Linked DNA regions of Mus musculus: region 1 is linked to region 2. Evidence: chromatin loops called from intact Hi-C (ENCODE). Cell type or tissue: left cerebral cortex. All regions are shown on one strand. Each heading gives the region's core, and the rest is flanking DNA. Links, peaks and the distances in the headings are about the cores only. Region 1 overlaps Opa1 (OPA1, mitochondrial dynamin like GTPase). Region 2 overlaps Atp13a3 (ATPase type 13A3).

The links. A loop is a pair of places that touch in the nucleus more often than their neighbours do. Peaks named below come from ENCODE experiments on the same cell type or tissue, not always from the same donor. Only the 100,000 strongest peaks of a DNase experiment are listed, where the experiment ranks them.
Region 1: it touches region 2 in a loop (3-fold over the local background); 2 of 42 quality-filtered maps call a loop at or near these places.

Annotation. Positions count from the first base shown.
Region 1 is chr16:29,607,921-29,620,303 of GRCm38, forward strand. It overlaps Opa1 (OPA1, mitochondrial dynamin like GTPase), which reads left to right. Exons shown (of 29, transcript NM_133752.3): 9 at 433-546; 10 at 2,748-2,828; 11 at 2,934-3,008; 12 at 3,477-3,548; 13 at 3,631-3,730; 14 at 3,987-4,117; 15 at 6,044-6,116; 16 at 6,206-6,278; 17 at 7,129-7,244; 18 at 7,987-8,051; 19 at 8,695-8,771; 20 at 10,202-10,367. Among named protein-coding and RNA genes, the nearest start is that of Opa1, 35 kb to the left of the region's middle. In left cerebral cortex, for the core only: no CTCF peak of the experiment used is centred there; DNase peaks (open chromatin) are centred at 6,584, 6,933 and 7,256.
Region 2 is chr16:30,327,686-30,340,068 of GRCm38, forward strand. Atp13a3 (ATPase type 13A3) reads right to left here. Exons shown (of 34, transcript NM_001128096.1): 23 at 12,091-12,213; 24 at 11,928-12,007; 25 at 10,942-10,984; 26 at 10,747-10,856; 27 at 9,817-9,913; 28 at 8,505-8,577; 29 at 6,074-6,242; 30 at 4,514-4,701; 31 at 1,271-1,359. Among named protein-coding and RNA genes, the nearest start is that of Gp5, 23 kb to the left of the region's middle. In left cerebral cortex, for the core only: no CTCF peak of the experiment used is centred there; a DNase peak (open chromatin) is centred at 6,126.

The sequences.
Region 1 (12,383 bases), core at 2,797-10,796, 720 kb before region 2:
AGAAAAATGTCAGATATTTGCCATTATACATTCATTATAGTGTTAAAATACCTAGGCAAAAACTGTAAACGTTTGGATGAAATTTAGTCTAACAGAATCCAAAAGTATGTTTGTAAAATGTAAACTGGTTATGGAAAATATTTGTGGAAAGTTAATGATCTGGTTTTAGAAATAACTTTCAATTGGCATAGTTTTCAAAACAAAAATTTGAATGTAAATAGTGGAGCCAATTAATTCTTTTGCTATATGTATCTCCAGAGTACCTACATGCATCAAACTTCATTCTTTCAAAAAAAAAAGAAAACAAACAAACAAACACTTTTTTTGGCTCTAAATATCTTAAAATATGTTTTAAATGATAACATTCAAACCCTACATACATTTAATTTGGTATCAGAAGAGAACTAATGTATGCTCCTTGTCTTGTGATAGGTTGTTGTGGTTGGAGATCAGAGTGCTGGGAAAACCAGTGTGCTGGAAATGATTGCTCAGGCCCGGATCTTCCCGAGAGGGTCCGGCGAGATGATGACACGCTCTCCAGTGAAGGTGGGAAGGGAGGGAGGCGTCCCACCGACGGCTCTCACACAGCTAAAGGGGGCTCTCACACAGCCTTGGGGGTTAGTCCCACTGTGGGAATTAGTAGGGGGCACAGCTAGGGGCACACACATGTCCAGAGCTGAGAGGGAGTGAAGAGAGGTGGTAAAGGAAGTGGCTGTCTACGTGACATTGGAAGGCCTCTTGATATTATCTGGAATAAGACACATAAAGAGGCTGCTCTCAGAAAATGAGAATATTGCAAGTGGTGTCATCAAATGTAGATAGTTTCCTATAGTATTTATATGCCGGTTATCATGATCTGTTAAGCTAGAAAAAAATGGTAGGAGGAAACCATTACAAGAACAGAGTCACTGGGATAAAGGAGTTTTGGGGGGGGGGGGTTTATGTGGAGGGGCGTGTGTGTGTGTGTGGAGGGGTGTGTGTGTATGCATGTGTGCATGTAAGTAAGCCGTGCAATATATAAAACCGCTAACAACTCACCAATAGAGACAGGAAGAAAGTAAATGGCTGTAGACTCTTTTATTAAGAATATTTATAGCTGGGCGTGGTGGCACACGCCATTAATCCCAGCACTTGGGAGGCAGAGGCAGGCGGATTTCTGAGTTCGAGACCAGCCTGATCTACAGAGTGAGTTTCAGGACAGCCAGAGCTATACAGAGAAACCCTGTCTCGAAAAACAAAAAAAAGTATGAATATTTATTCAGCTCTTAATATGTGCCAGCCTGACCTACCAGGCATGAGTAAACTTTTGACATTGTGGTATTATATATAGAACACTTGAGAGCTGTGCAGCCAAATTACCAAATAAACAAATATCTTGATGTTTTAATTAAGTTTATTTTGGTGGTAGGTCACCTTCCTGTGTGTGATACTTCAGGAAATTAACCTGGGAGGCAGGTTGCCTTCAGACAAGCCATTGCCTGCTGTTGATAAACTCCTATTTGTGTCTCCTGAGAGCAGTGAAATTGGCAAATCTGGGCTTAGCATTTTGGCTTCTTTAACCCAGCTTTCTGCTTGGTTTCTAAATATCCCTGTCTTGAAGGGACATAGCACATAAGATGAAGGATTCATTTTTTGGGTGATTCGTTTCGGCAGTTCATTTTTTGCTAGGATCTTAGCACCTGAGGTGCTAACACCCTGAATTGCTTTAACACCCGGAATTCCAATTTTTTTTTTATTTACTTGTTTGTTTGTTTGTTTACTTATTTTGGTTTGTTTGACAGTGCAATTGTCATAGAGTTTAAGCTTTTTTCTTAGCCCTTTGTCCAGCACCATAGATCAGCAAGTACTCCAAGGAAAATAGCTGTAGGGACAATCCCCCAAGGCCTTTGGGATAGTTCTTCCAGCAGCTGGTTTCTCTTTTCTTGTGTAACTTGCTTAGCTTATCTCAGTGTAAGCAAATACATTGTTTTAAAGATTTATTTATTTATTTTTATGTATATGAGCACACTGTAGCTGTACAGATGGTTGTGAGCCACCATGTGGTTGCAGGGATTTGAACTCAGGACCTTCAGAAGAGCAGTCAGTCAGTGCTCTTAACTGCTGATCCATCTCTCCAGCCCACAAATACATTTTTAAAGTTAAATAGTATAATTATGATACCTTGGGATATATGCATTAAAAGTTAAGGGACATCAAGTTTGGAAGCCCTTGTAAAATGACTCGCTGTCACTTCTGTTGTGAACTATTCCTCCCCAATGCCTCTCCTAAGAAGTTTGTTGTGACTCCTGGCAGCCAGGGTCAGTCTGTGCTGTGGTACCATAGCTTTGACCACACTCTGCCTGTCTGTGGGGTGAGATCTGAAGCAGAGGCAGTCAGCCCTGTGTTTCCCCATCTGTGACCCCATCTGTGTAGTGAACTTACTGAACAGTGGTGGCTAAATGAACTGTCCTCTCCCTGAAATCATCTCAAATTAAATGTTGGCTTCTCTTTGAATTCTTCAAGCTGTAGAGAGCTGGTTTCTGTTCTTGCTTGTCTTCAGAGTATTGCCCAAAGGCAAAAAGGCCAGTAGCACTAGGTCCTAAAAGACTGAGAAGCCACCATCTCATTTCAAAGTGACAGTGCCGAGCAACCGTGCTTGACTGCACCTGAGCATACCATGAAGGTGCAGGGATTGGCCCTGTCTGGACTGTCCAGGTGCTGTGATTAATGTTACTGTAAGGTATCATTGTGTATGTCTGTCCTTTCAGGTGACTCTCAGTGAAGGCCCTCACCATGTGGCCTTGTTTAAAGATAGCTCTCGGGAATTTGATCTCACCAAGGAGGAAGATGTAAGTAGACTTCACCTTAGGTTCTTCTATGTCGCCTTAGAACCCCATGAAGTGGAGTATTTGTCATGATAATTGTCTTAGGACTTTGTTCTTTTCCATTAATAGCTTGCAGCATTAAGACATGAAATCGAACTCCGAATGAGGAAAAATGTGAAAGAAGGTTGTACTGTTAGCCCCGAGGTAAGGCCAGCAATTCATTTCAGCCAAGATTTGGGTTTTTATGAAGTTTTTATGGATATTAATAATATGGATATGGATATTAATATGATATTTAGATTATAGCTATTCCAACATGTATAGATACATTTTTTTTTTCAGTTTTTAATTTACTTTTCTCTTTTGAGGCAGAATCTCACTTTTCAGCCCCGGCTGACTTAGAACTTATGTAGACCAGGCTATCCTTGAACTCACAGAGCTCCATCCGCCTCATTGATGCTGGGATAAAAGGCGTGTGCCACCACACTCAGCAGAGTTTTTAAATGTTCCAAACATCATTGTGGGGTGAATTTTCTAGAATAATTTCTATGGGACCAAAAGAAAATAGATTTTTTTCTGAAATAAATATCTAAATGAAGAAGATAGAGAATTTTCAGAATATTTAATATTCTTAAGACACCCCAAGAGCTTGCTCTTTCTCTTCCTGAATAGACCATATCTCTAAATGTCAAAGGCCCTGGGCTGCAGAGGATGGTGCTCGTGGACTTGCCTGGTGTCATCAACGTAAGTACATACGCAAGATACTTCCCATTTGATTCCTGCCCGGAAAGCTATCTGTAATGACTCTTAAAACCTTTTCTTCAAGACCGTGACATCAGGCATGGCTCCCGACACAAAGGAAACTATTTTCAGTATCAGCAAAGCTTACATGCAGAATCCTAACGCCATCATCCTGTGCATCCAAGGTAAACCCCAGCAGATTCTCACTGCCCCATGCTTTCCTCTTGCTCTTGAAGCATGGCAGCAGCGTATGCATATAAGCACACGTGGCAGACATGTTCTCACCTCTCCTATTCATTCTGTCAACAAATGGGATCTAAGCTGGGAAGTTTCTGCTATTTTTCATCATTGGAATTTTTATTGGCTACACTCCTAAAATAAATATATTATGACTAAATGTTTATAATCAGTAATGATTACACTGTTGTTTTTCTTTTTCAGACGGATCCGTAGATGCTGAGCGCAGTATTGTTACAGACTTGGTCAGTCAAATGGATCCTCATGGAAGAAGAACCATATTTGTTTTGACCAAAGTAGACCTGGCAGAAAAAAATGTAGCCAGTCCAAGCAGGGTGAGAATAAGAGGAGGGGAGGAGGGTACACAGGCTAAGTTTTCCCCATATGGATTCTGGGAATCTCAATTAGGTGTTTGAATTTGCAAGGTGAGCACTTAACCAACTCAGCTATTTCCCTCGAGTTGAAAATGTAGGCTTTTTCTGGGGCAGGTCTGGCTTAAGACCTGTACTCTTTAAGGTACACATGGTAAAGTTGAAGGAGATTTGCTTAGCTCCAAGTCCTGGCACTACCATTTGCTGCTGTGTGATCTTGGGGTAAGTTATTCAGCTTTTCGGTGCTTTAGGCTCCTCATCTGGTAGGAATGAAGACATTTATAATATGATCTCATAGTTTGTGATGAGTTAATAGTCAAATGATGCTCAGTAATTAGAATGGTTCTCCAGCACCAAGTGTTATGTACCTGGCTTGTTTACAAATGATAAATTCATATTCTATTAGAGTTGCCTGTAGAACAATGCTGTTGGGTTCTCATCCCCACTGCTACTGCTTCGGATGTCTCTTTCCCACCTTATACCTGTGGGACTTTCCTCTGTGTCAGGGTCCCCAGAGGCAGTGATTCTTTTGACAGACTCCCATGGCTTGCCACATAGTCATACTAGCCTCAAAGATTCATTACAGAGCCATGAAGGAGAAGATACACTGGATACAGGCTAGAGGCATCCTCCTCTGGTTTCCAGGAGCCTTCTCTCAGAGGTGTAGCCAAAATTTCAAAGTCCTAGAAGAAAACTAGTTAGCACATACCGTGTTACTTGCCCAAGAATGCCAGACAAAAGAAAGCAAGCAGGCCTTTTGTGTTGTCCCCTCAGGCCTGCTGTAGCAATTTGTCTTTGAGCCTCTACCCGTCTGCCTTATTTTTAAGAACAAGGCAGTATTGCTGTGGCAGTATTGGTCCTCATGCAAAGAAGGCGAAGCTAGGTAGAATTAGTGTCTGCAACCTCTATTCTCCCCTGTTGCTTCCATTCCTTTTTCCTCTGGAGTAGTCACTTCGAAATTCATCTGAGATGCCATGGAAGCTTACTTCAGGCTTTTCTGTGGCAATGACCTGAGTCTTCAGCCCAGGTTTAACTTGTCTCACCCAGTGTTAATCTAAACGCATCTCCAGAAGAAGAAATTCTCACATCATGTGTGAATGATGGATTATGTGAATATGTGCTTTCCTGAGTCCTGACTCCATAGTTTTTATCACACTCAGAAAAGGATTTTTATCTTTAAAAGAGTTGAACACCAAAATATGTTACTTTAAGTAGATATGAAGAAAAATGAATAAAAAGCAATCCAACTTAGTTAGAATTCAGGTAATCTGGGACCACAAGATGTCTCAGCAGGTAAAGGCGCTGTAGCAAATCTGACAGGAGTTGGATCCCTAGAAAGAGAGAGCTAACTTCCATAGTTGTTTTCCTCTCTCCATAAGAATTCTCACACATACATATACAGAGAACAAATGTAATTCTTTAATTTCATAGGATTTAAATTTTTAAATATTCAAAGAAACTATAAAGAAAAGTAATAAAGCTATTTACTGAGTGCTTCTCTGTGCCATCAACTGTACTAAGTGTCATTATCTTAAAACCTCTATAACCTTTTATTTAAAATGACTCATTTACTTAAGGTCACATACTAGTGAATGGCAGAGGATGAACCCCAAACAGGGTCTGACCAGAAGCACTATGAACCATTCCAGTTTTAATCTTCGTATAAACATGTATATACATTTATAAGACATTTTCAGCATATCTATGGTAAATCTATTTCCCTCAGATAACAATGAGAGCACATTTGTATGCTTTTGAGTACAGATGCGTATGCTAGTAAATAATACATGTCTAGAGTTTTTAACATTTTGCTTTCTAAATCGAATGTTGTACGTTGAAAAGTGAAGTGAGCCTATATTTCACATTTATTTTTCCAATTTATTGACATAGATACAACAGATAATTGAAGGCAAGCTCTTCCCAATGAAAGCTCTGGGTTATTTTGCTGTCGTAACAGGAAAAGGTATGCAAAGGTGGATTATTATAACTTACTTTTAGTTTTTGTTGTTTCAGATAATAAAGATTAATTTTCTTGATGAAAATCTTTCCTAGGAAACAGCTCTGAAAGTATTGAAGCTATAAGAGAGTATGAAGAGGAATTTTTTCAGAATTCAAAACTGCTAAAGTAGGTGTCATATTACAATATTCAACGACTTTACAATGAGAGCTTGTTACCCTGAACTGCTTCCGCTTTATCAATCATGTCTTATAGCAGTTAGCTTACTGTTAGCCATTTATCTGCGTGGGGGTGCATGTCTAATGGGGCTGTCCTTGAGTACTCTTAGACAGATTTGGAAGCAGTTTATCACATGGTACGGTAGACTGCCTCTGTGGATGTGAGCAGAGACAATTCTCACACCTCTCATGTTGTTTTCCCTAGAAAGTGATTTTTTTAATTAATGTTTTTTTTTAATGTGTGCACATAAAAAAAAATGTGTGCACACTCCTCTTATAATAATAGAAAAAGTTGGAGTGGGAGGTGGCGACAGGATATTCCTAAGTAGATACTGGAAGCAACTGACAGAAAAGTAAGATGCTAAACCACAAAGCGAAATGGAAGAACTAAAAGAGCAATTGAATTATACAGAAAATGTCTACATAGAGGTCTGGAAATAGAGAAACATGCCTGCCTCAGATTAGTCCAGAAGTAAGAATCGTTCCTGCACACGTAGTCCTGCAAGCATTGCCCAGGATTCTCTTTTTACTGGGACGGAAGCCACAAGCCTGTAGTACTATACTGTCCACTGCTGTGCTCACTGGTCACGTGCACTCACCACACTGACCAGTGTCTCGTAGACAAAAGCCATCCCTTCAGCCCCACAGTCACGGACTTCAGAGCTCAGTACTTGCTTGCCTTGCTGGACAGCTCAGACAAGACCCATTCTCTTCCCGGCAGAAAGCCTGCCGGGGCAGTGTTAGTGTGAGGTAAGCGCTCCTTTGTCATTCTGACACACTTTAGCTCTGGTCTCCTGTAGGACAAGCATGCTAAAGGCACACCAGGTCACCACGAGAAATCTCAGCCTTGCTGTGTCAGACTGCTTTTGGAAAATGGTTCGAGAGTCAGTTGAACAACAGGCTGATAGTTTTAAAGGTAAGCTGCCTTCTTAAAGCAAGTCTACAAATCCAGCCATGTGACAGTTGACAGTCTTCCAAATTCAGCAGATGTTTTTACTTCCTTTCTCAGTCTGCAAGTACTTGATTTACGTTTGGACAATATATTGAAAATGGAGAGACGCAAACCCTCTGTTGTACAAGAACTGACTTTCCCTGTCAGAAGCAGCAGGCTTACGGTAGTGTTGAGAGAAAGCTCAGTGGCATGTAGAGAACTTGGACCCTCCCTGACAGAGGAGACTCTGGGAAGCCCTACACTGGACTGTTTCCCTGTAGCCACCCTCTGCACCAAGTCTACTTCTGTAGTTTCATCCAGCGGGAATAGGTTCTCCCCACTTGCCCTTGGGGATTTATTATTCATTCCACTTAGAACCACAGCAAGTCTGTGTTATCTTTATTTCCATTTCACAGACGAGAAGGCAAAGATGCAGAGTAACTTATCTGACCAGTGTCAGTAGCATTAGACCCATGATCTCAATTACAGGGCCAGACTTCACTTTCCTAGCAGCTGCACTAAACTGCTACAGCTGTGGACTTGTAAAATGAAGCAGATAAAACTACAAGTAAGGCAAAGAGTTTAGATAACTGTAGTAATAAAATTCAGAATGTTGGAGCGCAGAAACTCTCAGAACCCTGGCTAATAAGAAGATAGAGAAGTAGGCCTTCAACCTCTGTGTCTGGAGATGGGGCAGTCGGACCTGAGCATCTTGCTTTCTCCACAGCCACGCGCTTTAACCTAGAGACGGAATGGAAGAATAACTACCCGCGCCTGCGAGAGCTCGACAGGGTAATGGTCCAAATGCCCCTCAGGCGGGTCCTGCAGCTGCTTCACTCACTGTTCCGTCAGGGCTCTTGTTGCCCTGAGAGCTGAGTTCTGTGGTTGTATGGATGGTTACTTAGGAAGAGTTGTCTTTCTATAATAATAATAATGATTGTAACATTTCAAATAGTCAGGGACCGTAAGGTATAAAACATGCTAAAGTGTTTTCTGAGAAAGGCATGAACTTTTTAGTAGTCTTATTGATGTATGCCTATGTAATCTCATTTTTGGTTTTAGCTATATATTAGCCTTTTACTTTCTTGGTATTTACTTTGGAAATATGGTCTATTTAATGGGAATTAAATATTCTTTTTCTTTGATTTTAAAGTAGCATTAGTTGTACAACCCAGCATTAACTGAATATTACTGATCACTGATTTGTGTGTTGTTTCTTTAGTAATTGTTATGTGGAAATGTTTTTAAAAACTGCAATGAGAATTGAAAAGGGTAGACAGTGGGCCTGCCTCTCAGTCCTTACCTGAGTAATGGCATTCCTAAAGGAGATTGGGGGACCACCCTATCTGTGCCCTCCTTTTGGGTATCTCTGAAGGGCATGACAGGACAAATGTAGTGTCTCACGACAGTGCTAATTTCTATCTCTGTTGCCTAGAATGAACTCTTTGAAAAAGCTAAAAATGAGATCCTCGATGAGGTCATCAGTCTGAGCCAGGTCACGCCAAAGCACTGGTGAGTGCTCGTCTTCTCCTCCATGGCTTTCCCTCAGCATAGACGAAAGCAGTGGGTTTTCCTGCCGGTGTTCACAGTGAAGTAGGCCAGAGAGTGAAGTGTCTCCTTAAAACACAGCTGCAGCTGTAGACTGTCAACTGAATGGCCACACGGTAGCTTACTCAAGGCTCCTATTGAATCTGGCTTTGCCTTCAGCTTATCTTAACAGACACAGGTTTGAGGTTTCTGTAGAGTCATTTACACATAATTTCATGAAATTGCCACAAAATTACTAGTCAGGACTGGTTATTACTAATGGAGAATAGCATCCTAGAGAACATTGTTCTGTAAAAGAAAAATGGTATATGCCTTTTTAGCTCTCATTTCAGAGCAGAACTGGTGATTTCTGTAATGTTTATGTGCTGAGCTGTGCACAATAACATCTTTTTAATTTTATGTATACGAGCATTTTGCTTGAATGTATCTATTGCCCACAGAGGCCAGAATAGAACCCTGAGCCTCTAGAACTGGAGTTACATACAGTTCTGAGCTGCCCTGTGGATACTGAAACTAGAACTCATGTCCTTTGATATAGCCACCAGTGCTCTTAACCACAGCACCTGCTCTCCAGACCCACTATGTGTTACTTTTTTTTTTAAATTCCTTTCTACTTAGATTTCTTTTTTAAGTAGTAGATTGATCCCTTTGAGAATTTGTCATATGAATCCAATGGGAAGCTATCATTTTCAATTTATCATCTTCAATTTATGTTTACGTAAATATAGGCATTCTTTTTTCTTTTTTTTTTAATTTTAGTTATTATATATAAGTACATTGTAGTTGTCTTCAGACACACCAAAAGAGGGCATCAGATCCCATTACAGATGGTTGTGAGCCACCATGTGGTTGCTGGGAATTAAACTCAGGACCTCTAGAAGAGCAGTCAGTGCTCTTAACCACTGAGCCAACTCTCCAGCCTAAATATAGGCATTCTTAAACTTATTGCGACAGGGCATTAAAAGCAAACAGACTAGATGATAGCAGATGCCTGTAATCACAGCACACAGGAGCCAGAAGCAGGAGAAACACAAATTCTGAGGTAGCCTGTGCTCCATGGGTAACCTTGTATCAACAGCAAGACAGACTACAGGTCGTTCAAATGAACTATATATAAAAAGACTGGAAATTTTTAAGTGTATTTTAATTAACAAATTACTCATGCCTCGGTTATCTTCTAATAAGCCTGTAGTATTTAAAAATATATCACTCTTAACACAAAATATCCTTCAAAATAGATGATAGAAACTATCTCTTGATTTCTCTGATTCATAGATATATACATATCTCAAATTTTTCAACCCTTCAAGTATGTGTAGGTAATTGCTGCTGCTCGTGTTTTTACAAACGTTTCATGCTATATTGGCTTTCTTGACCCTTCTTTTCAATCTCAGGGAGGAAATCCTGCAGCAATCCCTGTGGGAACGAGTGTCAACACATGTGATTGAGAACATCTACCTTCCAGCTGCCCAGACCATGAATTCGGGAACATTTAACACCACAGTAGACATCAAGCTTAAACAGTGGACTGACAAGCAGCTTCCTAATAAAGCAGTCGAGGTTAGGATATAATGTAACTGGGTAAGAAGCATTGTCTGGAGGCCCTAGGTGCTGTGGCTTGTGGGTCTGTCCACCCTCACAGTCACTGTCTTCCTCTGGAGCCATAACCCTTCATGTGTGCTCGGCTCCTGCTTCTCTGCTGGAGCTAATTTGGCATTGTTCTCAGTTGCTGCTAACATGAAAGCTTACTAAGCAGGATGCCAGAAGGCCTTGCTTCTCCTGCCACAGATATCATTTAATACAACCAGCAAAACTGCCTTGAAGGTGAAATATTTTAGACCTGTGAATTGAGCTTCTGTAAATGGACTAAACATTACTGCGTTTACATTTTCTCCAGGACCTGTAACGCTTACATGTGCATTCAGTTAGGGTCTCACTAGTGTTGACTAGGAATTGCTTACAAAATAAAAGCACCTTAATCCATTTCTGCCCCGTGGTGTCTTTGCCCAACCACGTGAAGACTGATAGCTGCCCTACTTGCTTAACCTTCCTGCCGCTTCATCTGAGAATGAGCCTTCCTGCCAGGGTTGCTATCAGAATTAGATGAGTTAATATGTAAAATACTCAGGTAACACCTGCCCACTCATAGTAACCACTCAGGATTATCTACATTATCAGCGTTTGTCCAGCCTCCCATTCCAGCTGAGAGCCAGTTTGTCCTGGACTCAGAAGAGTTGCTCAAAAACTTGTGGTCAGCTGGGCAGTGGTGGCGCACGCCTTTAATCCCAGCACTTGGGAGGCAGAGGCAGGTGGATTTCTGAGTTCGAGGCCAGCCTGGTCTACAGAGTGAGTTCCAGGACAGCCAGGGCTACACAGAGAAACCCTGCCTGGAAAAAAAAAAACCTTGTGGTCAATACTAAAAGTGATTTAGTGATTTTATCTTTCATACCTGCCTTGGAAATGGCATAGGCTGTCCTGTCCAAGCTGACTTCTTCAGCACTGTTCTTGCCTTCCTGAGCCTCTATAATGGCTGTGTGTGTGTGTGTGTGTGTGTGTGTGTGTGTGTGTGTGTGTGTGTGTGTGTGTGTCTGCTCCCAGCAGCCTTTGCAGCCTCTGCCTATGTTGCACGTTCTGAACTCTGGTCATTTCTTGACTTACCATGAAAATAACTGGGGAGCCTCTTCACAGTGTTCTGGGTGTGTCCTGAGATGGGACATTTACAAATGTCCCAAACTTGCAATGGTGAAACTAGTCATCGTCACCATGGCACTGGTAACTCTGTCTTTCTACTTTCTGCCCTGGGCTTTATGCTGAGGGAAGGAGTGGAGCTGCTGAGGATACGAAGCTATATGCTCATTCCCATCTTTCACAGGGTGTGGTGGTGCCTGCCTGTAACCCTAACTCTGGGGAGGCTTTGCCTCAAGTGTACAGCAAGCAAAACTAAACCCCATACCCCACCATCTAGATGTCCATTCAGTTTGTAATTACTTTTGCCCTGTGGTCTGCCTTTCACAGCTGAGATGAATAAAAGTTAGCCGAACCACAAAGCTTATAAATACCTTTTAGTGCTTGAAGCCTTGGTAGGAATCTTTGCTTACAGGCACAAATGTAAAGATGACGGACTCAGTGAGTAACCATTTCAGCTTGGAGTTGTGTGGAAGCAGCAGGCAGGCTCAGATGTGTTATTGGTTAAAATAAGTGAAGTAAATGTGTTGGCAGACTCGGGGTGTAGGGGTCACCTAGAGGAGCCAACCCTGCTCGGCTCAGCGAGTGGCGTCCTGTGCAAGTGTGACTTGATCATTTCCAAGTTGTTCGCAAGCACTGGAGGTACAGGTGTGTTTGTGAAATCTGTTTTTAAAATTGGCAGCATTTTTAAACAGTGCTTCTATGTGTTACCTCACCTGTCCTGGAACTCACTCTGTAGACCAGGCTGGCCTTGAACTAACAGAGATCACCTGCCTCTGTCTGCTGCCAGAGTGACAGGACTAAAGGTGCCACTGCGCCCAGCCATGCTGCCTTTTTTTTTAGTGTGCATGCATTTATCAGTGAACAAGCATTTCCTGATCATAGCTTCGT
Region 2 (12,383 bases), core at 2,205-10,204:
AAATATATGATATTCTCAGTGTCAGGTGCGGGCTATTTCCCTAGAGGTCCCTCCACCAACACAGACTACAACCACTGCTCATTCACCACAGCTAGAAGACTCAACTGCTGAAGATACAACACTTCAATTTTAACACAAAGAAATCAAGCTGAAACTGATCTGAAAATTCAGCAGTGGACCTGGAATGCAAAGATTTATGTACTAGTTAGTACACAAAGGTTTTGGGGTAACCAACTACTCTGAGTAGATTTCAGGCTTACTCTATAGGGCAGATCTCACTGCAAACTTGATGGCTGTAAACCTGGTCCATGGCTTGGCCAGGTCACAATCCCTAGGGGGAATTTAATCCTACTGTTTTGAATAAATGGATGTGAGCCTTCTAAATATGTCTATTTCCACTGAATAGGGCTGCTCTCAATCTTGGTCCAAGAAACTTCTTTGGCCAGTGTCCAAAGCAGTCAGCACAGAGCCTCTCTCTGCTTCCTGACTGCCAATGCAATGTGACCAACTGCCTCAAACTTCTACTAGTACTCATCACCTACCCTGACAAGACAGTATCTCTCAGCAGTGCACCAAAATAAGTCTTTCCTCATCAGTTATTCATGGGAACGAGAGAAGTAACTAACACAACATGAAAAACAGGTATTGCTCACAGAAAAGGGAACTGATTGTATTCTGAATTTATTGAGCATTTCAACTCTAACCCTAAGTGCTTTTCCTGGGTCCCAACAAGCCCAATCTAAAATTTAAAAAGAAATACCCAATAGATAAAACTATCTTGATGATTCAACAAGAGGCTGCAGCATAAGTCCTGATCTGAAATACATAAAGACTCCTAACAAAGTCATAATAATTTGGACAATCTGATACTACCAAAGAAAAAAGATAAAAGAGAACTCAAAACACAAAATATAAAGCTCCCAACAGGATGAAAGTCACAAAGTCCACACTTGGGAACTGATACATCACAGATGTACCACAGAAGACACATGGGAAAGGATGGGTCAATGAACTGCACAGGTATAATCAATCAATAAAATCTACTTTAACTATGCCCATTCTTTTAGAGTGTCTTTTGGTAAATACAACTATATATTAGATATAGGGAAAGAAGCAATACTGGAAAAAATAAAGGTAGTTTATTTAATCTTTATTTAGCTGTCTACACTCCACATGATACTAATAATGACTTTCTTTCTATCAATGTCTTACTACTGTTTCCCAGTTCCCATCAACCATGACAAGTAATGAATGAAGTGCTTAGCCTTACCTCAAGAACCTGGTCAACAGAGGCAACTGGATGCAACATGATGAATAATATGAAAACATACAAAATAATCACAGATATAACAAAAAAATCTGGAAAAGAAAAGCAAACAATAAAATTAGGCATTTCCCTTAAATTAAAAAGTGCCAAACACCAAGAAGCATACAAATACTTCAAACATACAATTTGGTTTGAATACCTCTATTTAAGTTCATGAAATATAAAAAGCATATACTGTTATTACCTACAGTATAAGACATCCTGCATAGCCTCCTCCTCTTCCGCCTCCAGATTTATTAGATACATTTAAATCTATTCCCTTCAACCTTAAATATATGTCAGATAATGGTGGCATATGCTTTAATCCCAGCATTCCAGATGTGGACAGATCTTGAGTTCCAGGCTAGCCAGGAACACATAGCGAAACTCTGACCACTAAATTTAGTAATAACATCTTCACAGGCAAAGACAGAAGTTGGATTTTACAAACAAACAAACAAACCAAATTCCACAAGGACCAAAAAATCCAACCAGTTTCTGTGACAAAACTGAAACTACCAGGCATAGTGGTAACAGCTTCAAAGCCACAACTTTGGAGGTAAAAGATCAGAGGGTCAATGCCCCCCTCAGCTACAGATCCCTGCCTCAAACAAAGAAGCAAAGTCTGGTGAGAAATGATAGCTGAGACTTAAGTGTGAACCATCATGATACTTGAAATGGAAGCACAAACACAATTATGCATATATAACAACTAAGGTTGAAAACTGAAGCTACACTGATAGTAGGTTTAATTTTAGAAGCGAATATCACTCTAGAAAGATTGCCTCTACACCCAAGACAAATATTAATAACAGTACAGACAAAAATCTCAAATTAAGTATAATAATATATTACACTGATTAGATCTAGAGAACAACTGAATAGCCTTAGCAAAGAACTGTTCTAAGACTTTCACTGGCAATCTATAGTACTAACAGGAAAACAGAGAAACTAGCAGAAATATATGGCCAACTATATTGGTTCCTCTATACCCTCTGCAGGAACAAAGCTTACAGGAAATAAAGTGTTTTTATGATATCTCTGCTGAAATAGTTTAGTATACTTAAATCAGTGCCACTGTCAACAATAAAGTGCTTATTTGAATCAACTGAAAACTAAATGAGAAGATAAATTTGAAGTCTCCCAATCATGTAAAAGATGTACTTTTAAAACAAGTAGCTTAAAACTGAGCAAGGTGGTGGCGGGGTTGGGGGCACACACTTTTAAACCCAGCTCTGCCAAAACAAAACAAAAACAAACCTAGGTATGGCTCTATGGTAGAGTACTTGCCTGGAAATCTGTACATTCCTGAGTTCACCCCTACAACTGTCCCTGCTTGACGTGTCACTCACTCACTCACTCACTCACTCACTCACTCACTCACTCACGAAAGTGTAAGTATAGATAGGGTAGAATGTATTCTTAGATCACTACAGCTAATTTTCCTAATTTGATACCAACCTGGGGGCTAGGTTTCTTCATAACTATAGAGAAAATCAAAATAGAGAAAAAAGAAAAGAAAACTATTGTTTCTGGACACAGCACTCTATCTTCAATCTCAAAATTCAGGAGAATGAGGCAGGAGAATTATAAGTACAAAATCTGCTAAGGAAAAGTAGCGAGTAAAGGCATTTGCTGCAAAGCCTGGTGACCTGAGTCTAATCTGACTCTCATGTAAAAGATGGAAGAGAGCTGACTCCAAAAGGTGTCATCTATCTTCCACATATAATATTAATTAAAAAGAAGAAAAGTTAAGTAAGGAAGGGCTGGGGATGTGGCTCAGTTGCAAGAGTGCTTTACCCAGCAAGTGTTATGCCCAGGGTAGCTCCCTAGTGTTACATGTGTGCTAGGATTGCAAACATCTGCAGTCCTAGCACAAGCTCCGAGTAAGCTCAGTTACACAGCCTAACCTACATAAGCTACACCACAGCGAGGAGACTTGGGGATATAGTTCAATGATAGGTACCTAGCTTGTGGTGGGAGTCCCTAGGGTTTAAGCCCTAATATTGCCTCCACTCACCCCCTCCAAAAAGGTTCACCTTTTCAGTACGTTAGCATTAGTTATATTATAAAGTGTTCTAAGCAGCATGGCGTGCTTCTAGTAGATCTCCGTAACAGTTACAGTTACAAAGTAACATGAATGTTCATAAATATCTAAAACAGAAAAATTACCAGTAAGACCTATTTCGATGTTAACCTGTTCACACATGCGCATATGGTCAGAGAGGACCCATGCATGTGGAAATGCTTCTCAAATCCAGAATGAGAATGAGATTCCAATGAGTATTACTCATCTGATGTCTAAAATCTAGTCCTGGCATTTGACTTCAACAATGACATTTCTTCACAGCTACACACAAACACTTGTCACTTCCTCCATGACACTGCAAAAGCCATTATCAACTAATGTTTTCAATTTTTAAAATTATTATTACTGTGTGTCAACTGGCACACACACCATGGATATATGTGGAAGTCACAGGCATCTGTGTGTATGTAGCTCAGTCTCTTTTTGCAGTTTTACTTACATGTTCTAAGGACTGAACTCAGGTCAAGCTTTTCTGGCAGGACAGGTGGCCTTCAGAGCCATTTCACTGTTCCCATTTCTACTTTCAAAAGCTAGCAACTTACATGTCGAACCAAGTTTTGTCTATAAAGCTAAAATTTTGGATATTTGTATTGAAACCCATAGAGAGACACAGAACTCTAATCTGTTGGTCACTTCTGCAATGGGGAGCAAAAGTGATTAAAATTAGAAATTCTACAGACCCTGACCTTGACAACAGTGTAAGGGGTAAGGCAGCTATACTGTGAAGAACACTCAAGAGGAAAGCACACCTACTGTCTCCCCAGAGCCTCCTACAGGTCCCTGCTTCCAATCCCAATTCTCTGGACTCACTCAAAGAAAGAAAAGGGGCCCAAAGTAACAGGCTATGAAAACCAGAATCATCTAAACGTAAGAGTGGGAATGGTCATGAAAGTGACAAGACAGTAAATATTCCAAACATTAAACACCTGCCTCTCCATGAAAGAATTGCCAGTTAAATTCACTTATTCCTTTTTTTTTTTTCCCTTAAGTTTTGTTTTTGAGAAGGGTCTGGCTATGTATGTGGCTAAGTAGGATTGCTGGCATGTTGCCAAGATCAGGTTTCTTTTCTGTAATGTTGTAAAGGAAGAGAAAGGTGGAAATCATGATGTCACACTTACAATTCTTGTAGCAAGGCTGCCTGAATGGTTTTCCTTTTGAAAAGGCAACCGCCACTGTGAGGTACTGGAAACTGGAGATAAAAAATACTGTGGTATTTTCATAATTTTGTATTTTACACGAATCGAGTTCAGTCCCATTGTATAAGTGTGACGAGTTCCAACATGCGCTTCTTGTTGTATTACAAACACTGGAACACACAAAGATCCCATTAAGAACACAGCAGCATATTCCCAAGGGGCCAATGTTATTTTAGATGCCTTAAATCATTACAATACAAAGAAGTAAAATGCTATTCATAGCAAAAGGTGCAGCAACACAGAGGATACACAGAAGGTTATTCTTTACCCTTCAGCTATAGATTATAATCAGTTAAAATTATAATCAAATAATTTTAAAACATATTTGGAATTTTAGCAGAGTGAATGTAAACAGACCACAAGTCTGTCTTTAATGTAGTACTACCTACCCCATGCTAACCGGGGATACACTATCTTACTTAATGCATGTGACTGTACTTCTTTACCTAGGGCTCATACTTCTCTGGGGTTATACTGTAGGATGACTTGTGCTAATATGTAGCCAAGCCCTGACAACAAGATAACCTTCAATGTTTGCTAGTCAGGGCTTGCCCTCCTTTTCTAAGTATACAGTACTGTGGGGCATACATAATTAGTAATGTTACTGCAACAAACACAGATGTTAAACCTCTATAAATGGACACTAAGATTCAAAACAATTTTGTCCATTCCTTTGCATGGGCAATGCCTATATACATTTAAGAAAACTATGTTGTTTTTTTTAATTTGCTAAAAATGTTAATGATAATCTCAATCAAGCAAATTAAAATATTCACAACTGAAGAGTTGACAAAATTATCCACATTTATTTAATTCATTACAGTTTGTAACCAGTAGAAGACTTCATATGTAAATACGTAACATTCTTTCAGGATGTTTTAAAATGATGTTTAATAAAAGTGTTTCTTCAACTTGGAAATAGAAAACCTAGAAGCATTATACTATATCAGGGTCTTCCTGAACCCTGATGCTAATTTTTCTCATTTTAGAGATAAGCAAGTCTCAGAAGCAAATTCAGGTTCTTTGCCTAGATACTTTCTACTATGGTCTTCTATAGTTTATACTCAAATTTAATCCTCATTGAGAGGCAAAAGCAGAGACTGGGTGAGAACTTAAGAGGTGATTGGAGTTCTGCCCCCATGGGTAGATTAATTCATTCATGTAATAATGGAGAAATGGGGAGCATATCAGAATAGGTCTCTCAATGTGTGATGTCTAGAAACATCTGCTAGAAACACTACCGTCAAAAAAGACAGTATGAGTTTCTCAATCCAGAGGTAAGACGAAGCCCTTTTCCTTATAACTTGGCTGTGGTACTGATGAACAGAAAATTAAGACACTCTTTCCTAAAGACAGAAGTCATCATGACAAAAAGACAAAATTATTGAGGTGTTTAAAAAAGCTGCAAGTTCTATACACATTTCAAGGCTCATCTTTTTATAGTCACCTTATACAATTGTTACAATGGATCGACCAACTCACTCTGAATTTGGATCGCACACTTTATACTGCTTGACCCAGAAAAAACCCAGCGACTGAAATCCAACGGAGATCACAATCTGAGACAAGACGGAGAAGAGGAGCGCCCCAGATATAAGGCCTGAAGGTGGTCTCTGTGCCACAAGCTCTTTCCAGGCAGGATTTAAACTCACTATATTTGAAAGGAAAGGACAAAAAATTGTATCTAAATTTCTTACTAAGACATAATTAAATACTCTTGGAAGTGAGAATTTTCATACATTTTAAAATAATCTATAAAAGTAAACGAATTTTCAGAATTCTAATTTCAAAAATGCCTCCAGTAACGGTTACCTTTCCACTGAAACTCATGGAAAATCTTAGTACCAGTAAAACTAGTAACTATAAAGCAATGTGTGGGAGTAGTGCACACCTGTAATTCCAGCAAAACCATGTAATGTTGTGTCATAACATAATGTAACATAAAGATGAAAGAGAAAAAAGCCCCAGTTAAATGATATACTAGCATGTCTGAAGCTCTATGAACACAACAGTAACTCAAAGGAAAATTAGTCCAACTGATAGCACATGGGATCTACCAAGTTTTCCATTATAACATTTCTAAATTTATCTTTTGATATCATCAACTGTTACAAAATTTTGATAAACTTTGCTTAGTCATTGACTAGTCTACTAAGCCATTTTTTTAATTCAGTAATTCTTATCAGAGGTAATTTTAACACCCCAGGAAAGATATGGCAAGGGCTCTATTTCAAGTAGTTGGAATTTTGACAGTATTGAAGACATGCAGTAAACAATGGATCATCTGTGTACCTTACAATGCACAGGATAGTTCTCCACATAGAATTATCTTCCTAAAATATAAATAAGAAGACCTGGATCTCTTCATGGTCAAATGAAATAGTCCTCATATTAGCTAGCAAGTTCTTTCAACAGCTTTTACTTATTTCCCAGATATTTATTTCCAGTATGGACAGATTTGTAAATTCCTATTAATTGAAGAAGCCATATGCCTATTATTTATTTTGATGCTAGTACCAACACTAGTAAAAACTAACATCTTGTTTCTCTGTACAGGAAGAATCTACAAGGGCACATACAGCATTAGCACTGTAATACCCCTTGAGAAATTCATAGCCCGAGTTAAAGGCATGCACTATCACCCACTGGCCAACATGTCTGTTGTACATCACTATCATTCAGCTGTTGTTAATATAGCTTTGTAGTATAACCTGACATCAAGGATGGTAAATAGTTGACACCTTCAACAGTTCCTTTATTGTTCAGGATTGTTTTGGCTATCCTGGGTCTTTTGTTTTTCCATATGAAGAATTGTCCTCTCAAGGTCTATAAAGAATTATCTGGCAAGCAGGGTGGTGGAAGCACACATCTTTAGTCCCAGCATTTAGGAGGCAGAGGCAGACAGATCTCTGAGTTCAAGGCCAGCTTGATCTACAGAACGGGTTCCAAGACAACCAGGACTACAGAGAAAGCCAGTCTCAAAATAAAAGTTGGCATTTTGATATACCCAAGGGATGCTCCATCCTACCATAAAGACACTTTCTCAACCATGTTCACTGTAGCTTGATCTACCACAGCTAAAAACTAAGAATAACCTAGATGGCACTCAACTGAAGAATAAAGAAAATTTGGCACATTTGCACAATGAGATATGAGCGATTTTAAAAAAGTGACATCATGAAATTTGCAGGCAAGTGGATGGAACTAGAAAAAAAAAACATTCTGGGTGATGCAACATAGACCCAGAAAGATAAATATGGTCTGTATTTACTTGTAAATAGATCAGAGCTGTTAAGTAAATAATAATCAAGCTACAATCCAGACTCAGAGAGGTTAGGTAAAGAGGAGGACTATGAAGAAGAAGCACGGAGAAGCATGGATCTCCCTGGGAAAGGAAAATAGAATAGATTCTAAGGCTGGTCTAGGGACTGGTGGAAATGGGAAAGGAAGTGGTCAGGTGAGACCCGGGAAAGGATTTGGACTAAGGGAATCTATTTTCAATAAAGAAGAAAAATAACATCATTAGTTAAGAGTAAGATAGTAAAATAATGCAGAAAGGATCAAATACATAATTGTTGAGTTGGATACTCTCCTGATAATTATTCGAGCAAGAAGGGTAAGGTAAGCAGTTAAGTGTTTTATGGCTCTTTTGGTGTAAGTAAATCATTCCAAAAACTGGAGAGAGAGAGACAGACAGACAGACAGACACAGAGAAACAGAGACAGACACTAGATAAACCCCACTTCCAATCTAGAAAACAGATAGGGCAAAAATATAAACCAGTAATAAAACATATACAGGAAAACTAGACCAATATAACTTACTCATAAAATGGTTGATGCAAATTTACCAAAATTTAATATAATTTCAAACATTTGTATGCTCTGACACACAAAAAAAGCAAAATACTCACTTGTAAATACTACTACCAAAATGATTGCCAGATCAATGAAGAGAAACTGAAAGTCTCCCAGGTTACTCAAGATCTACAAAAGCAATTGTGAAAGTTTAAGAGTATTTTCATAGCACTGTTACCAGATTACAGTCTTGTTTTTCCCCAGGAATGACACCTTCAAAATGGTATGTACTTGCTAGTTTAATGTGTCAAGTTGCCACAAGCTAGAGAAGAAGGCGCCTCAGTTGAGAAAATGCCTCTGTGACATCCAACTGTAAGGCATTTTCTCAATTACTAATCAATAAAGGAAGGGCCCAGCTTATTGTGGATGGCGTCACACCTGGGCTTGTGGGCTTGAATTCTGTAAGTAAGCAGCTCTCCTCCATGGCCTCTGCATCACTCCAGCCTTGCTTCAATTCCTATCCTGACTACCTCCAGGGATGGGCTATGATCTGGAAGTATAAGCCTTTAAATAAACCCTTTCCTCTCGAACTTGCTTTTTGGTCATGATGTTTCATCACAGCAATAGAAACATACTTAAAACATCTGACTCTGGAATTAACCAATAACAACCTATTTACATAACTTCAAAGTCAAATCTTAGTATAAAAGGTCTGACTTTAAAATTTGTCAAAAGCATTTTTAATTTTGGCAACAAGTTTTTACTGAAAATATTTAAATTAACATTCTAATACTCAGTATTCAAGTGTCAGTGTTTCTTCTTATTTAAAATCTTCCCTTCTGATACTTCTGAAAATAATAAAAGGAAGTGTTCACAAAGATACTTTTAGAATGTTACAGTGTCAGTCAGGAAATTACAGGTCAATCATGTTAATCATAATGTAAGAGAGTAACCTATCACAACTACTGTCTACATTCTACGAATGCATAGTTTTATGACCAAAATGTCTTTTTTTAAATTTCTGTAAATGCATAGCAAAGCTGACTAGACCTGTAACTGTAACACAGATGGCACATGCTCCATCCCTAGCGTGACAGCAGTCAGAACTTCAAGGCCCTCCTCAACCACATAATGAGATTACAAACTTGAAATCCTGCCCAGAACAGGCAAAGCCAATCTACAGACAAACAAGAACAACAACAAACCAACCAACCAACCAAACAAACAAAATAACACATTTTTTTTTTCACACAAAGCTGTAGCCATGAGTGCAAGGCTTTAAGAAACATGTATCCCAAATCCTCAAGGTAATTTTATATAAACTGCATAAATTTCCTTTTTAGGTCATGTGTTCAAAATCAAAGACACGGGCCCACTATCTTTGGTGCTTTACCATTAAGTACATGTCTGCGTGGTGTGGGTACTCACAGAATACAGGAGAGTAACACTGAAGTACTGGATGATGCTGTATAACGCCATAAATTTAAACACACAGAAGGACGTCATTAAAGCAGCACGACCTTCCCTGTGAATAAGAATGTTGAATGTGACTGGCAGCACCTTAGCTTGTCCTTCAGAACACGCATCCATCCTGACAGATAAACATCACCATTCACATCTACAACAAAGTTCTCGGCCATCAAAAAATGTATGTTGCAATACAACTGGAAGAGTGTCATAGGCTCAACCACGGCTTGGCATTAAACAAGTTCTGTTGCTCTTCATGATAATTCACTCTACTACAGTCAAGTACAAGACAGAATAAAATAGTAAAACTCTGAGCCAGGAATACTAGCTCTCACATCTGTACTCACAGCCACTGGAAGGCGAGACAGACAGGAGGATCACAAATTCAAGGCTGTTGGGCAGTGGTGGCCAAGCCTTTATCCCCAGCACTTGGGAGGCAGAGGCAGGCGAATTTCTGAGTTCGAGGCCAGCCTGGTCTACAGACTGAGTTCCAGGACAGCCAGGGCTATACAGAGAAACCCTGTCTTGAAAAACCAAACAAACAAACCCAGCAATTTCAAGGCCATCCAGGCTACACAGTGAATTTCTGGCCAGCTTTGCTACAAAGGGGTGGGGGTTGGGGATAGTGGAAATGTTGCTTTCTCTGGGGCTGAAGAGCAGTAACAGTGCTGGCTGCTTTTCCAAAGGATCTGGGGTTCGATTCATAGCACCTATATTATATGGCAACTTGAAAAGTGTCCAAAACTCTAGTTCCAGGGGTTCAGAAACACTTTTATGATAAATCACCTTGGGCACAAGGCACAAACACAGTACATATGCTTTCATTCAGGCAAGACATATTTTTTTAAAAAGGTCTCTTCAAAAAATATAAAAATTTCAGATCTTTATTACCTGATAAGGTTTGGCACACAGGAGATACTGGGTGTCTTAGAAGTAAAAGGAGATGCCACGGAAGCTTCAAGCTCAGATAAGGAAATGCCACCATGTGCCCTCTTCAAAGCCTAACAGTTAAAAAAAAAAACTGATTAATTCAGTGAATGATTCAGGCTAAAAAACTACAAAATAAATCACAAAAACAGTACTTACACCACAATCATTTGCACCATCACCGCACATCCCAACAAAGTAGCTAAGAAAAGAAAAATGATTTTAAGACTTTAATTTCTTACAATTCACATATAAAGAAGTTGATTCGCCTCCAGCAGACTCAGAGAGCTAACACACAAATGAAACAAGTGGTCCTCCTTATACCAGGTCATCAGACACTGCTGTTCTCCTCACAGCACTGGGTGGAGCTGCACATGGACAAATGATTTTGGTGTCTCAACTTCCTTACCTGGAGGGCAAGGTAAGAACCTGAACAGTTTTTGGTGTTATGAGTAAAGATTTCTCCCTTGGAAACTTCAAACATTACTAGTTACTAAAATTCCAAAGCCACGCATGACCCAAATGCATTTGTGTGAGAGAGTTGAAGGCCTGAAACCCCGAAGTTCAAACGATAAAGTCACTTCTTTGTTATACACCCATATACATACAAGCACTAAGTGGACAAATCAGTTGAAATCAGGTTGAAGGAGGAAGAAAGAATAAATCTGATTGTGGAGGAGAAGCGGAAGGAAGACCACAGGGAACGGGGAGTAGGTTTGTTTGTAACAAAGAACATACATGTACATACATTTCAATTAAAAAGAGCACCAATTAATGAGGGTACAACCTTAAGAAAGAACTGTGGATACATTACCCAGATAAATATGTCAGTGAATTTATTTTAAAAATACATACTTGATAGGTAACAATTCTTTACACACAGACATTCACATGCATGTGCCCATACTTTAAATACTTTTCATTTGAAGTGTTTCAGATTTTTGGAATTTTTCATATTTTAAAATATTTGCTTCAATTTCTACTGTGACACTCAAAAAGTTTCAGATTTTAAAGCACTTCATATTTCAGGTGTTTGGATTAAGGATACTTAGCTTATATATAAAGAAATATCAGTTACCATCCAGAATTTGAAAGTGAAATTGTAATTCGTAAGAAAAGAACCATAAAAGCCCATCAATACTTACTCTACGTTCTGCAATGCCTCCACCAATTGTGTCTTCTGATCCGGTGCCATTCGAGCAAACACAGTACCATGCAACATCAACTATAAAACAAACATTGTTTTTTTTTAACATGCTGCTGTTCACAGTGAGCTCATGAACACATCCAAAAATTCACATTACTTACCTTAGGAACAAGATCTTGAAAATGTTCCAGTATCACCGAAAATGACTTTCCATTCATCGCAAAATGATAGCGAGTCACCTCAAGATCCTCTAAACTATCATGGGCAAGTTTGATTGGAATAGCCTATATATAAGACATTTGAAACAATATTCAGGCACCCATACAAGAAAATGCAGTTCTATATTCAATCTGTTTATGCCAAGATTGATTATTTCACACTATAAACGATGTCATTAAAAACCTAGCATTTATTCAAAGAAAGGGAAAATCTGTATCAAAATGTAAATACCCAG